Regions from separate parts of the Homo sapiens genome. Here region 2 is linked to region 1. Evidence: chromatin loops called from intact Hi-C (ENCODE). Cell type or tissue: tibial artery. All regions are shown on one strand.

Region 1 (8,000 bases):
TCCAAGGCCTTGTCTTTCGATCCATCATGTTCATTCAACTCCCTTCAATAGCAAGACTGACTAATACTCCTCCCAACTCCCAACTCAAGCTGACAAAGTGTCAGCATCCATTTACTAATCTGTCTTTCCATTTTCTCCTTGCTTTTAGCCCCAGGGGATTTTACATACTTCTTTGTGAGTTTGGCTATGCGTTTTAAACAATGCTCATTATGTTTTTATCCCATACTTACAGGTGTTTACAGTAGGATTTTCAGGGTCTTCAATCTGTCATATTGCTAGACATAGACTTTCTACTGTGTCATCACTTAGCCTTAGAAATATCTGGCTGCCACTTGTCTTTCTAACTTTCTCTCTAATCCCAGACACCTTTGCCTTTATGTGTTCTCTCCAGTATGCTTAAGTAAAGGGAGGCCTAATTTAAGTCTGAGACCCTGACGCGGAGAATGATCTCCTTGTTTGAATTTCAAAGAATGCCAAGGACACCTCTGGCAAATGTCTTCATACTTCCTCCCCTACTTTCCCTTCTCTCACATGACAATTGCTCAAGGGCATGCCTATTTTAATTTCAAGTCCGATATATATTTTATAATTACATTCAAGGCAATCATCAGTTTACTAATCTTTCAATTTTCTACAAGGTAGTAGATATAGCAAGTGACTAGAGTAAAACAACCTGGATTATAGTTTAAGCTCTGCCACTAAATTGCATGACCTTGAGTTAAATTATTCTACCTCTTAGTGCCACTATTAATCTTTATCCATATGAAACCCTCACACTGTAAATGAGTATGATCATGTCATTCTAGAGCTTACTTCTAAGAATTTATTCTAGTTACCAGAAAGTACAGAATGATTAAAAGCTAAAAGATTTTATGTTTTTAAGTTTATCTAATCATAATTTTTAAAGTCATTCATAAAAGATGAATTAAGTAACCCTTAGTATTTGTTTTCTTTTTTGTTTGTTTGTTTTCTTTAACTCAGGAAAAAAAAAGAGCCATTAGATAGATTTAAATTATTTAGGATAAGAAAATGTACCGACATTATTTGAATAGGAAAAGTCTAGGAAACTGGAATTGTAGGTGTCTAGGTTATATGAACATCTGGAGTTAACTATTCTAACCCAGAGCATAGTTGAAAGAATTAAATATAGTCACAAAGCATGTATTTCAAGAACTAACTATGGTGTTTCATTCTTTGCAGTACTTCAACATTTCAGCTAGTCTCCGCTTATGCTGTCTTCTCCTGCATGTACACTTACCCTTATTCTCACAATCCAGATGAGCCCGGAAATATTAAACAGAAGTTACTAGAGAAGATCTCAGAAGCCTGGCTACCCTAGATGCTAAGAGCTACTTGCAATAGTTATAATTTATGCACGTATTTTTCCAGGGCTACAGCGCTGTCTTTAGTAAGAATGCTGGGAAGGACATTTGTTAGTCTCTGCTCCTGGCCTTCTAGTAACCATAACATTTCAAAAGTGAACCACTCTTTATACTTCGCCTACTGAAATTTAAATGGATCCATTTTGTACTTTAACCAGTGATTAATGAGATAATTTTATCTTTAATTTTCTTTAGCAGCAATAAAGGACCTCACAGCCTGTGATACAATTTCCTCAATAGCACTGATAGCATTTTCTAGACTCTCTGGAGGCCTTAAGTTGCTAGTAGGGAAATGTACCTCCCATAGACTTCCAGTAGATGGCAGGTACAGCACTTCAAACCTCTCATAACATGAAAATACCCGACATTTCAACACATAAAAATACTGTTACCGTGTTTTAAATCTCAAGTGCCGTGGAAAAGAGTGACTAAAACTTTTGTTTACAGATCTAGTATCATATTACCATATAAGTATCTTCTTATTTTTGCCTTCTACTAAAAATACAAATGCAACAAATGAAAATATATCTTTATCAGGGAATGCCTGCAATTCCAGATTGCAAATTAAGCATTTAAATGTTGAATAATATAATCACCATGTTATAGATGTTAATTAAAGTGCTTAGTGAACAAAGATACATTTAGCAATTTTTAAATATAAATTTTTGAAGATGAGAAACTATTGTTTTATAGCAATTATTGTTTAATAGGCTTCCGTTTACATTTTATTTATTCTTTTTTTACAGATTCATAGATGGTGGGAGTACAAATGTAGATAGATATATACATACAAGCATAAATTTCTTAATCTGTTTCTTTGTTTTCTTTGAATAATTAATCCCATAGTGTTTCCTACAATTTACTATAGAAATACATTTCTACAGTGGATTTGGAAAGAAATGCCTCTGTGTGATCTATGGTAAGAAACAAAGAGGAATGTATAGGCAGGCCTCTTATAAATAGGAAATAAGCTCTTAGCCCATACATCAACTGAATAGCAAGACAGATGTTTGTTCTGAGATGAATGACTGTAAAAGCTGCAAAATATTCCATTACACATTCTTGTACATGCTTTCATTAAAAATATGTTCAAGTGAAACACATCTAAAATATCTAGACCTTTCAGCAATATTTTATTAACTCAGTAAAATCCTTTCAAAGGATTTAAAAATAGTTTTAGTTTCAACATATATTTTGACTGTCTTGTAAATCTGTCATATCTGTGTTATGCAGAAGTTGTTCACTGTGACTGGTATGACTGAGACTCAGCCAAAGTTATATCTACGTTACTTAAGATTATTTACTTGGTTTTCCCAATTTTAATACTACATATTTTAATTATTTTATTTATCTTCCCCCTTAAATCGTGAGCAGAGTTTTCTTATTAAGTTGTTTTATTCATTACTGAATCCACAGGGTTTACAATAATGCCTGGCACTTAGTGGGTACTCAGGAAATAAGTGTTAGGTGAATGAATGAATTTATTTGTAAGATGGAGCCTCAGGATAAAAGAAAATAACAAACAGTAGTCACTCAATAGATGTTTCCAGTTCCCTTTTTCTCTCTCTTCTGTCAACTGTAGCACACTAGAAACCTTGGGGTCATCCTTGACTCTTTTACTTTCCTTCATCACACCAGATTAGATCATCATTTTCAAATCTTGGCCCCTCACAGTGCGATCCACAGACTAGCAGCATAGGTATTAGCTAGGAGATGGTTAGAAATTCAGATTTTCAGGCCTCAGTCTGGAACTACTGAATAAAAGTTTGCATTTTGAGAAGATCCCCAGGTGACTCTTGCATACAGTAATTTTGAGAAGCACTGATTCAAGTTACTATGTTTTTCCTTCCACATGTCCTATTTTTCACCTCACTCTAATAACTGTAAGAAATAAACTATCTTCCAAATTAGTACACTTGCCTCTAAACTATACAACATACCACAGCGAGATTCAACTTTTTAAACACAGATTTGGTCACTTTACACTACTACTCAAGTGTCTGCAACTCCTCTTTTACTTGATTACAGAAAGTGCAAATAATCCCTCATTTTGGAATTCAAGCCTCTCCGTCATCTGACTCCACCCTCCCAACCCAATCTCATCTTTCATCTCAAATTTCATCTTTAGTTATAGTCTTGCAAATACTACTGTCATTCTTGGCTACTTTATCTCTTAATCTAGAACACACTTCACTTTTTATTTAACTAAATGCTACTCATCATTCAAGGTTTAACATAAAAGATTATTCCTCCAATCTCTTCCTTCACTGCTAGAGCCCACACAGATTTCTCCATTTTCTACTGCACATAATTATGTCCCAAAATACTCATTATGGAATATGCTGCATTGTTGTGCAGAGTTTTGTCATAAACATAAGCCTTGTTTTCCCAATAAGATTTTAAGTTAATCCAAAGCAAAATTTTATCTTTTTATCTCTTTGGTATCTCTCGTAAGTCGTTCAGAAATTTAAGTAAATTCTTAGGTTGCATGTTGAACTAATCTACTGTGGACTCTCTGGGTTGCCAGTAACAACAACAACAAAAAAAAAAGCCAGCTAGCTTAAGCATAAAGCACTGTTTCAAGAATCAAAGGTCAGAAGTGCAGTATGGCCTTGAGAGGTACCAGAACTAGAGCACGGGATGCTGTCCAGAATTATTTCTCACTCAGACCCCTTTTCTTTTCACCTCGTTTTCTATTAGCTTGCTGCAAATGTGAGTGCAGTTCTTGCCATTAAAAGTAATGCAAAAACTGCACTTACGCTTACACCAACCTGATAATTTCCACACATTCGCTTTACTCTCATTTCTGTGTAATAGCTGTCTCTACATCTCTGCTCCATGTAAAGGAAGATCATGCCCACCAGAGGCTTTGAGCCTACATATTTTAAGAATAGTTGGCCAGGCACGGTGGCTCACGCCTGTAATCCTAGCACTTTGGGAGGTCGAGGTGGGTGGATCTTTTGAGCCCAGGAGTTCGAGACCATCCTGGGGAACATGGTGAAACCTCATCTCTACTAAAAATGCAAAAATTAGCTGGGCATGGTGGTGCATGCCTATGGTCCCAGCTACTCAGGAAGCGGAAGTGAGAGGACTACTTGAGCCCAGTCGGTCGAGGCTGCAGTGAGCTGAGAGTGCGCCGCTGCACTCCAACTTGGGCAACAAAGCGAGACCCTGTCTCAAAAAAAAGAAAAAAAAAATTAGTCTCTCAAAGAAATTGAGTCAGGTTCTCCTCACCCTGGTTCCAAACTCCTGATTAGACCCACCCAGTCAACCACTGACAGAGAAGGAAATGATCTCTGCCATGGCCTCATTGTTTCTGTGATGAACGATTAATAGTGGGGAAAGGGGAGTCATATGTTAGGAAGTTATTTCCAAGTAAGTACATTATAGCCAGCTAAAATAGAATCTTAGCCCATGTCTATTTAGGTAAGCAGGGAAGAAATCTTCCCCCACCCCATCACCGCCCCCCAAGCAAGTACAGAAAGTATAATTAATCCAACAGTTTAGCTGCCTCTTTTCTTAAACCTTCAATTGTTGCTTTGTTTAGCCGCCTGATAGGTAAGATAGATGTTTCACTCTCCGGTTGATCATGGTCATAACAAAAGAGAGTTCTGGGAGTCATTTTGTCACTCAGCTTTCATCCAGGAAAGGCTGCATTTTTCAAAAAGCTTTCTAGGAATACAACTCTTCAGCTCCAGGTAAGACTCTATCATACAATTCCAGTAACCCTGAATCATATACTTCTGCTACTTAGAAAAACAAAGTTGGCAGAAATAGTTCTGTTGACAAAAATGCTGTAGGAGGATTTTATATTGATTAGGACTTTGAAATAGGTGAACTCCATTGTTTCTGACTCTGTTAACATACACACAATCATACAGAGAGACTGAGATCTCAGTCTCTGAGAAACTGAAGAAAACAGTTTCTGGAAACTGAAAGAAACAAGAGGTTAACCCTAAAATGCAGAGTTCCCCATTAATCCAAAAATATAATTATTATTTGAAACTGTGGTCAAACTAATTGATAAAGTATATTTAAAACCAAACATAAAGAAACCTGAAACAACAGGCACAATGTTGTTTGTATCAATATTTGGACACCAAACATCACTTAGGATGTGCAACTCACCATTTTGATAATATTTTGGAATTATAAGCAAAATTGGTTAGTTGGTTTTAGGTTACTGAATATTTGAATAAGGTAGATTACTAAATAAAGATCAGTGATATAGGAAAATTATAGCTGTGCCACTGTAACAGATAGTATAAATGAGGCAATTCACTTGTAGCTAATGATTGGTAGTTTTCACTAGTGATACATGAATAAAGCTACCTATAAGGTTGAAGAGCAGTAGGCACTATTTGGATACTCAAAGAATGAATATCAGGGAGCATTGAGCTAATTATAAAAATATGCTCTTGAGGAAGAATCATATGTACGGTTGTTGTGTGTGTAAATTGCGTGGAATGACCAGTTACCTGGAGTTTGGTTGATTGATTATTCAATTCCTCGTTTCGCTTTGCTCACACAGTCTCAACTTTGTTTCAGTAATCAGTGCTCATAGACTAAACTAAAAAGACCTTAACATTGGCACTTGCTTAATGCTTCAGTGAAGCTCTAACGAGACTGTTACACTGGGTCTTTCTCTGGATCATTAAACAAATCATACAGCCTCTAATTCCACTTATCAGTGCAGGCAAATGAAAAATCTTGCAGACAAATGTAGAAGGGGGAAAAATGTCACTCACTGTCCTGCAAGGTGCCTTTTAGGCTTCAGTATAGTTGTGCCTTGTTCTCAGGCCATGTTCCTCACCTCTGTAAATTGTTTTTACATTTTCCCATTGTCCATAGAGACAATCCTGGGTTTTGCGATTTCCTATTCCATCTAATAGCATGTCCTCAAATTGTCATCCACTACTGCTTTCTCAACAGGTCCCTCAACATTTTTCTTCCTTCTTCCATCTTTCTGTGGAGCAAGCCATAATTACTGCATGCTATATTATATTTCTTATATTTCTACTTTATCAGTGATTTCTATGGTTCATGATATCTGTCTTTACTTGTTCTTGTACTGGCCGGCTCTCTATCCTCTGCGATCAGGAAAAAATGTGATGTTTATAATCACTTATTCAAATACTTTATTTATTGAGCTCTTACTATGTGCCTACACAAGTGCTTCAGATACAAAAGTAAATTGCATAGTCCCTATCCTCAAGATGTCCACAGTTTGATAGAGGAGACAGATGCAATCAGATAACTAAAATGCAATGAAATTAAGTGCTAGGCATTACAGGGCACTCAAAGAAAGGAAATAACCCACATTTTCCTAGAGTAAAGATAGAGGTGAGGGTCAGGAAAGACATACTGAGGGAACTAATGCCTGAGTTGAGTCTTTTCTCCCCAAATATTTTATTGCAAAAAATTTCAGACATATAGTAAAGTTGTAAAAGTTTAGCAATGTTGAATGTTCTACCATTAACATTTCACTATACTTGCTTTTTCATATCTATCCATCCTCTATGTATATATCAAATCATGTTATCTTTGATGAGTCTCAAAGTAAATTTCATCACTACACTTTTCCTAAATGTTTCAGCATGTATATCATTAACCAGAGTTCAATATTTGTGTCTAACAGCTTTTTAAATATAAAATGTATATACAACATAACACACAAACTGTAACATTTGCTGAGCCTTGACAAATACATGCACAACTGTGTAACCAAATTCCTGTCAAGATATAGAAAGTTACCATCACTTCAGCAAGATCCCTCACTCCACTTTTGTCAATCCTTACCCTGAGACAGCCACTGTTTTTTCTTCACCAAATATTAGTTTTGTCCTGTTTTAGAAGTTTGCACAAATAAAAATCATAGAATATGTTCTTTTTTGTGAGGGATAAGTTGTGTCTTAAAAGCTGACAAAGGACAAGGGACAGAGCCTTTTTGTGAGGGAGGAGGAGGAAAGTTTCATCCAATTGTACCACTCACCCACAGCCAATATAGGGCCACCTTGGTTAATTGCACAGACTAGACACAGGATTTTCTGTGAAATCCTGACTTTGAATTCTGATTACCTAGATACAAAGAATCAGTAGTCCAAATCTTTTGACTTCCTGTGATTTTTTTTTTCTTTTTCTGACTCACAGGAAACTTTTGCCCCTAGAGTCTTGGTACGACAATCTGAAATCAAGTTGCTTTTGTGTGGCTCTCTTTAAGTGTGGATTGATATAAGTATTGACCGTGTATCCCAGGCTTCCTTGGAGTCCCAAGCTCATCTCAGTTCAGCCACCTACCGGTAACACTGTTCATGCATCACAGCCCTTATGCTTTTACATGCAAAAGTACAACCAAATGCTTCTTGCCCTTAAGCAGTGTATGTAACATCCCAAAAGATAGGAATGTTACCACATGAGAAAATTCCTTAATCAGCTAAAAGAGCTTAGCAGTTATAGCTATCCAAAACAACCAATCAGATATTTTATTCTTTGGGAAACCAGGTGGCAATGAGTCAAAACACTACTTCCAAGAACTGTGTAAGAATTAAAATAAATATCCCCCCAAAAGTGGAATAAATGGCTACTTTACCACAATGCAAACACATAGCAATGTTCTCA
Region 2 (8,000 bases), 450 kb after region 1:
TTTTTCCTTTGCCTTGTCATTTATCTACGAGTTTACTGTTCCTTGTTGAATTTGCTATATAAGCTGGAATTCAAAGCCACCTCTTTGAAAACTACTCATTCTCTGGATGTCTCCTATGTATATATGAAATATACATGTTAATATACTTCTGTGTTTCTCTTATTAATCTGCCTTTTGTGATAGGAGTCCAGTCCAGCTAAGAACCGATGGGGATTATGTTTCCCCTACAGGTTTCTCAGGCGGTTGGATGTCCCTTTGGAGCACCATAGCGCTGTACTCTCAAACCTTGCAAGATAAAAAGGAATGAAGACAAAGGAGAGGGAATGGAAGGCCAGTGCAACTCAGTGAGTGTTCACTATTTCCTACTATCTCAACCCGGCCACTAACAAACAGCTCTCACTCCTTCAATTTAATCTGCTCAACTAATACCCATTAATAGTCTTTTTATTACCCATATAGTATATGAATGAATAATAAACTCAGCTAATACCTACTAATAGTTTTTTTTCACCCACATATTATATAAACACTGGTGTCTGGTTAAACATGAGAATCAACTCACTTCTCTGGAGGTTCCCTTACGTATCTAGAATTAGAGCTTAATGTAAAGTAATGTATTACTGCAAATATGCGATGTGTTTTTAGAGACAAAACTCACTCTGTGGAGACTGTGTTCCTTGTAAAATTTTTATTTATTTATTTATTTATTTATTTATTTATTTTTAAACAGACTCTCGCTCTGTTGCCCAGACTGGAGTGCAGTGGTGCAATCTCGGCTCACTGCAACCTCTACCTCCCATGTTCAAGCGATTCTCCTACCTCAGCCTCCCGAGTAGCTGGGATCACAGGTACACATCACCACGCCAGGCTAATTTTTGTATTTTTAGTAGAGACGGAGTCTCACCATATTGACCAAGCTAGTCTCAAACTCCTGACCTCAAATGTTCCACCCGCCTCGGCCTCCCAAAATGGTGAGATTACTGGCATGAGCCACCACACCCGGCCCCTTATAATAAAATTTTACAACAACATTTAATTGGAAAAACCTTATCAAAATTTGTTCAAGATTTAAAAATTCTAATTGATTCAAATCTCTGTACTGTAAAAAAAGAAAAATTATTCTCAGAATTGGGGAAAAATGGGATGTATAAATGTATCAATCTGCACTGGACAAAATACTAATAAGAGTCATAGAATACAGAAAAGAAAAATAATTCATTCATTATATATGTCATATCCTATGAACTAGTCCATTGATGTTGCTTTAGAGCCTTCAGATATCAGTTGCCTGAATCTATTCAAGTCTTTCAGTCTTCTTGAGCCACTCTATCCTGCAAAAATTAAGCACGTATCCTTTTTAAGATAGGAAACACAATGTTTCATCTAGGATTTCTTGGGGATTCTTGGGGTAGTCTTGATATTTCTCCCACTGTGACATATCTTCCTGCTTGCAAAAATAAAATTATCTCCCTTGTGTTTTCTCTAATCTATATTTACCCAAAGGGAATATATTTCCCTTCATTTCCTGACTTACCACTTCCATGAGGCATGTGCATTTTGTAAACCTTTCCTGAAGACTGGGATTCATAACAGTTTGTATCTCATAGAACTATTAAGAGGATAAAGTGAAATTATACATATAAACTGCCTATATACAATAAACATCTAATAAGTGTTAGCTGTTATTATTTGTTCAAGGATAATGATATGGGCTTATGTGACAGCACACAAAATGATATGAAATATTAGACATCCTGTTCTCTTTGAAAGGCCTTTAGCTTGTTCAATTATGGGAACTCCTCATTAGGTCAAACTTGCTTCCACAAACTTCTTATTTCTGTTTTCATCTAGCTGTCCACATCTCAATTCCCATTACTTTTCTCAGACAAAGGAACTCAGCATTTCTCTCTCTCTCTCTCTTTCTCTCTCCCTCTCTCTCTGCCTCCCTCCCTGTTTCCCTTCATCCCTCCCTTGTCTCATGGCAAACTATGTCCAATGGTACGGTAGGGAAAAAAGAGGACTGGGGTCAGAAAAGGAGTCAATAATCTCTTCATGGACCCTCTCATCTTCCTATGAAGGGAGAATCGTTCTACTACCCTAACAGCTAGGATCAGCTAGGCCAATCAATGGTGAGGTTAAAGTGATACCGAAAGTGGTAACTTTGTCTCACCTAAAACTGTTTTTAGAAATGAAACATCATTGAAAAATGGAGAGTTGAACAGAGTAGGGAATCACTCTTAGAAAACTAGTTTCAAATATTGCTACACATTTTATCTTGTAATAAGCTATAAGCAATTTGAATATGGAATAAATATTGAATTTATTTGTAATCAATTCAGTTAACATTTCATTGAAATCATTTTTTCGAAGGATATCTGATATTAACAGACTTTTAAGTAAAAAGACAATCTTTAAATATATAGCCAGACTAATTCTTCTATTTAATTTTTAGAAATTGCTTTTGTATTAATTCCCTAGGTTGCCTTAATGAATTACCACACCCTTGGTTTAAAACAACAGAGGTGCAGGGTCGGGGGTGGTGACTCACGCCTGTAATCACAGCACTTTGGGAGGCTGAGATGGGCGAATCACCTGAGGTTGGGAGTTCGAGACCAGCCTGACCAACATGGAGAAACCCTGTCTCTACTAAAAATACAAAATTAGCCAGGTGTGGTGATGCATGCCTGTAATCTCAGCTACTTGGGAGGCTGAGGCAGGAGAATCTCTTGAACCTGGAGGTGGAGGTTGCGGTGAGCCGAGATCACGCCATTGCACTCCAGCCTGGCCAACAAGAGTGAAACTCTGTCTCAAAAAAAAAAAAAAAAAAAAAAAAAAAAAAAGCATATTCTCTCACAGTTGCTTCAGGCCAGAAGTCCAAAATAAAAATGTGAGCAGGGCTGTGCTTTCTCTGACAGCTCCAGCATAGAATTATTCCTTTCTTCCTTCCTCCGTCTTCTGGTGGCTCCGAGAGCTCCTTGGCTTACGGCAGAATAACTAGAATCTCTGTTTCAGTCTTTACATGGCCTTCTTATCTGTCTCTCTTCTGTTTGTCTCTCATAAGGACATGTGCCGTTAAACACAGGGCCCACCCTGCCAGAATGGCCTTATCTTGTGACCTTTAACTAAATTACATCTGCAAAGATCATTTTGCTAAATAAGGTCACATTCACAGATTCAAGTGGTTAGGCTGTGGATACATCTTTTTTGAGAAACACAAATCAAACCACTACAGCTCAGAAAATGGATAATAAACTGAGTTGGAAAAATGAACTTTTCTAGTGAAGTTTTACTAAATTGGTGGAATTAGGGTAAGTAGAAAATAATTTTTAAAAATCTGGTTATATTTCAGTATATATAATAATTTTAACAAAGCTAACAATCTACTAAGTGAATTATAATAGTGAAATGAGAACGGTGTCCTACAAATTTGAAAGCAATCTCTTTTTTTTCTTTTTTTTTTTTCCTTAGGGATACTTTTTAGCAAATATTTTTTCTTTTTTGAGACAAGATCTCAATCTGTCACCCAGGCTGGAATGCCGTGGCGTGATCCTGGCTTACTGCAGCCTTGACCTCCTGGGTTTAAGAGATCTTCCTGCTTCAGTCTCCCAAGTAGCTGAAACTACAGGTTCATGCCATTACACCCGACTAATTTTTGTATATTTTGTACAGTTGGGGTTTTGCCAAGTTGGCCAGGCTGATCTCGAACTCCTGAGCTCAGGCAGTCTGCCTGCCTTGGCCTCCCAAAGTGTTATGATTACAGGTATGGGCCACTGTGTCTGGCCGCAAAAACTTTCATCACAGGTAAAATCAATTAGAGTTGAAACCTTTTGAATAAAATAATCACAAATAAGTTTAGTTTTAATTATAAAATATAATGCATATATTTTAAAATTAAATGAGAAAGTCCATAGTTAAGTAATTAAAACTCACCTGAATTCATTTGGAGAATTGCTCATTTCAACACAAATTTCTATAGGTTAATATTATTTCCTATACTGGCAGAAGTTCCCATTTTGATGAGATTAAGAGGGGATAAGAGAACATTAAGTTCTTAAATCTTGACTTACAATATCACAGATATATCAGAATATCAGTAATTTCACAGTGTTGGCTAATTAAACTAAAATTGATTGCCTTTTATATTATAACATAATTCACACAAGCAACTTGAAGTCTTTCAATGCCTACATATGTAAGTTAAGTTTTGGTCTAAAGAATTCTCAGCCACTCTCAGAGTAAATCAGTAGACGATCATAATGTGCTTTTAATTATATCCATTAATATTCATTTGGAAAAAGTATATCATAGTTTCTATTTCAAGAACAAAAGCTGGAACATTAAATCTTGCTTTTGTTTAGAACATTCAGTTGAAGATTAATCTTTTCAAGACCTTTTCTCTGAGGAGATCATTGTGCTTTAATAATTCTGTTACTGAAATGTAACAGATTTGCTCTATTGAATTATGGACCAGTTCTCTAGGGAGTGTCCTATTTAGACCAAAGGTGAGTGATTTTAACTTGGTTTAATAATTTGCTTCATCATTTTCCTGAGACTACATGAGCATGGGGAATTAACCAAAGGATATGATCGAAACAATAACCAACATGGAGTGTCCATGGTTTAATAGCCACAGGCAAAATCACGGGACCCCCAGTCCTGACATCCACCCATCAATAATGTGTGCATGCTTTTATTTAACTCTTACTATGTGCCAGCCACTGTCAGCACCCTACATGCATTAAGTGTTGCAATATTCATAACAGCTCTATCATTTTCATGTCCATTTTATAGATGGGAAAACTGAGTAGAGAGAATAAATAACGTACAGTGAGAAAGTGACAATGCCAACGAGCTGGTTTGGATTCAGGCTCCTTTCAATCCGTTTATGAAATCTCAGAAGGTTTCTCACGTTACCTCCTCAAAAGTCAGACTTGCTTTTTAGGAGCCTCCTGGGGTCTGTCTCTGTGGAGGCCCCCTAAAGGAGACCTCCTGGAGTCTCTGGGACTCTGTGTAGTCTCCCTCATGGAGACTAGGAGGCTGCATTTTGTCAGTGTTCCCGGCGTGGCTACTTCTCCTGTTGTCTTGAGACAGAGGCAGTCAAGGTGGGACTTCTGCTTTACCCCAGCGTCCTTGGCCACTAGCAGAATACCTTCTCCTCATTCCAGTTACATTCACTTACTGAGACATAGTGTATCTTGTGCTCTAGTTTCTACCCAGCTTTTGTTGTATAACGTTTTCCTTTGGCCCCACAAGTGCTCTTAGACCCATCACTCCGGGAATAAAGGACAGTCAGTCACAATGGAGATAACAGGGGGGCAGTAAATAGTGTAGTGAAGTGTGGGGGAGTGAGAGGAAGGGTGGGATGGTGGAGTGAGACGTAGAGAAGTCAGGGTGAAAGTGGAGCAAGATTAATTATATAATGTGCTCCTCAGTGTGCTAGCTGCTTCACACAGGTAACTAATTTAACCCTAACATTCTGTGAAATAGCTATGCTACATCAGTGGGTATAAATGAAATCACCAAGATCACCTAATAAAGCTAGAAAAAGGCATAGCAAAGTTCCTGACAATTTTATGGGTCTGGCTGAATTCTGTAAGTTCAGAATTTGAATATATAAAAACAACAACATATTGCTCTGATAAAGTGATCCATAGACTATCTGTTTAGGAAGAATGGTGTGAGAAACATTAAATAAAAATGAAGATAATTATAATACCATGTGCCAAGTGCAATTATGCTATTGGGTTAGGTCTAGGTGTGAAGGTTGACTGAGCTTTCTTTGTTGGGGGGATAAAGCAGATCACATTTAACAGTTTTATTCTAACATTGCTTTTTACTTAATATTACATCACAAACATTTTCCATGAAAGTATTTATTTGAAAATGCCATTTACATAGCTGCGAAAACTTCTCTCTCTCTCTCTCTTTTTTTGAGACAGTGTCACCTGGCTCTGTTGCTCAGGCTGGAGTGCTGTGGTGGAATCTCGGCTCACTACACTCTCCGCCTCCTGGGTCCAAGTGATTCTCCTGCCTCGGCCTCCCAAGTAGCTGGGATTACAGGCATGCGCCGCCACACCTGGGTAATTTTTTGTATTTTTAGTAGAGACAGGGTTTCACCATGTTGGTGAGGCTAGTCTCAAGCTCCCAATCTCAAGTGATCGGCCCGCCTTGGCCTCCCAAAGTGCTAGGATTACAGGCATGAGCCACCATGCCTGGCCACTGCAAAACATTCTTAGAGTTTTAAGTTTTCTGTTTTTTTCTATTATAAATAATATTTACAAAATGTTAGATCAACTTTTTCACGACTTCATTTTTAGAAATGGAGTTGACAAATACAGGAATATGAATTTTCTAAGGTATTTAATACATTATGCCAAAAGCTTCCAGAAAGTATGTCAATTTACAACCCCAGGAGTAGTAGCCGGATAACAAAAAGTAGCATAGGCCAAGCCAAAGAAGGGTGGGAGAATATGGTTAAGTTTGGGGAAAGGGAATGGAGAAGTAGAGACCAAAGAAGTGGGTAGGATCCAGATGATGAAGGGTGCAGAGAAACAAGAGAATAGATACTAAGCAGTCCCAGGTTTCAGCCTTGGGTTAACAGGAGGGAAATCGGATGAAAGGAGGAGGTCTTTTGGGAGAAAAACAATGAGCTCAGTTTTGAATATATTAATTATAAATTATGTATGGCACATCCAAATGGATATTTTAGATTTTCTTATCTAGGACTCAAGAGGTCAGGCCTTCAGATGTAGATTATTAAATATTAGATTGAAAACTGGCCAGGCACAGTGGCTCACACCTGTAATCCCAGCACTTTGGGAGGCCAAAGCGGGTGGATCATTTGAGGTCAGGAGTTCTAGACCAGCCTGACCAACATGGTGAAACCCTGTCTCTACTAAAAATACAAAAAAAAAAATTAGCTGGGCATGGTGGTGCACGCCTGTAGTCCCAGCTACTTGGGAGGCTGAGGCAGGAGAATGGCATGAACCCGGGAGGCAGAGGTTGCAGTGAGCTGAAATCATGCCACTTCACTCCAGCCTGGGTGACAGAGCAAGACTCCATCTCAAAAAAGAAAAAAAGAAAACTAATTGATCTCTCAAACTACATTATAGGGAAAATAAAAGATCACAGAGTGTTGGAAACAACAATATTAAGAAGAAGTCTTATAATCTAGCTGCTCCAAACTAAAAATTTTTGAAATATAAATAGCTGTAATTTTGTGATAACTAGTACTAATCATATAATCACATAATGGTTCTGAATTTGTAGAGCAATAACTCCCATTTTCCGATTGACTCGTGTATACATATCAAATGAATTTAAAACGCTGTGAAAGACACCCAATAATTTTGATTTTAAAATATATATTTGGGATTTAAGAAATTCAATTTTGCTCTAAAACAGAAAAATTTATAATAAATTAGAATAGTAACATGATACATCATTTCAAGTACTAGGAATTTGGGGTAATTACCAATTTTTGAGAAATTAGTATAATTTTGCTATTCTCTAGCCAGCAGACAATCATAAAAAAGCTCCCCCCTCCCTCCCCAGCCCCACCCGCTTGCTACAAGACACTTTCTCTTCTGGAAGAGCCCATCTGAATGATGTAGATTTGTATACTTTGCCACCTTGTGGTCATTTTAGTTATTTGCATGACTCCATCTGTGTTGTGGCCTAAAGATGTTCCTGTTAAAATGGCTCCATGTTCTTATATACAGTATTTAATTAACAACAATACCAGCAAAACTATATTAGAATAAACTTGAACAACAGTGACAAAAAGTTGATGATGGCCAAGATGAATGCCTATCTGATGGCTTTATTATGGGCTGATGTATCTGCTTGACACCCTTTTCTGAACCGTTCTTAAGTATTTTTTCCACATATTGCTATAGTCATTATTTTGACACTGAATAAATGTCAGTAACAATAAGAAAAAGGCATAATCTCCTTTTGAAATTCACTAAGGTTTTTTTTTTTCACTACAGGTTTTAAAT

What was found. A loop is a pair of places that touch in the nucleus more often than their neighbours do. Peaks named below come from ENCODE experiments on the same cell type or tissue, not always from the same donor. Only the 100,000 strongest peaks of a DNase experiment are listed, where the experiment ranks them.
Region 2: a loop joins it to region 1, with 11 times the contacts of the local background. A loop is called at or near these places in 88 of 110 quality-filtered maps.

What each region holds. Positions count from the first base shown.
Region 1 is chr14:29,999,016-30,007,015 of GRCh38, reverse strand. No RefSeq gene overlaps it. Among named protein-coding and RNA genes, the nearest start is that of PRKD1, 75 kb to the right of the region's middle. In tibial artery, a CTCF peak has its summit at 1,720 (motif pointing right); no DNase peak of the experiment used is centred here.
Region 2 is chr14:29,548,688-29,556,687 of GRCh38, reverse strand. No RefSeq gene overlaps it. Among named protein-coding and RNA genes, the nearest start is that of PRKD1, 380 kb to the left of the region's middle. In tibial artery, a CTCF peak has its summit at 7,672 (motif pointing left); a DNase peak (open chromatin) is centred at 3,558.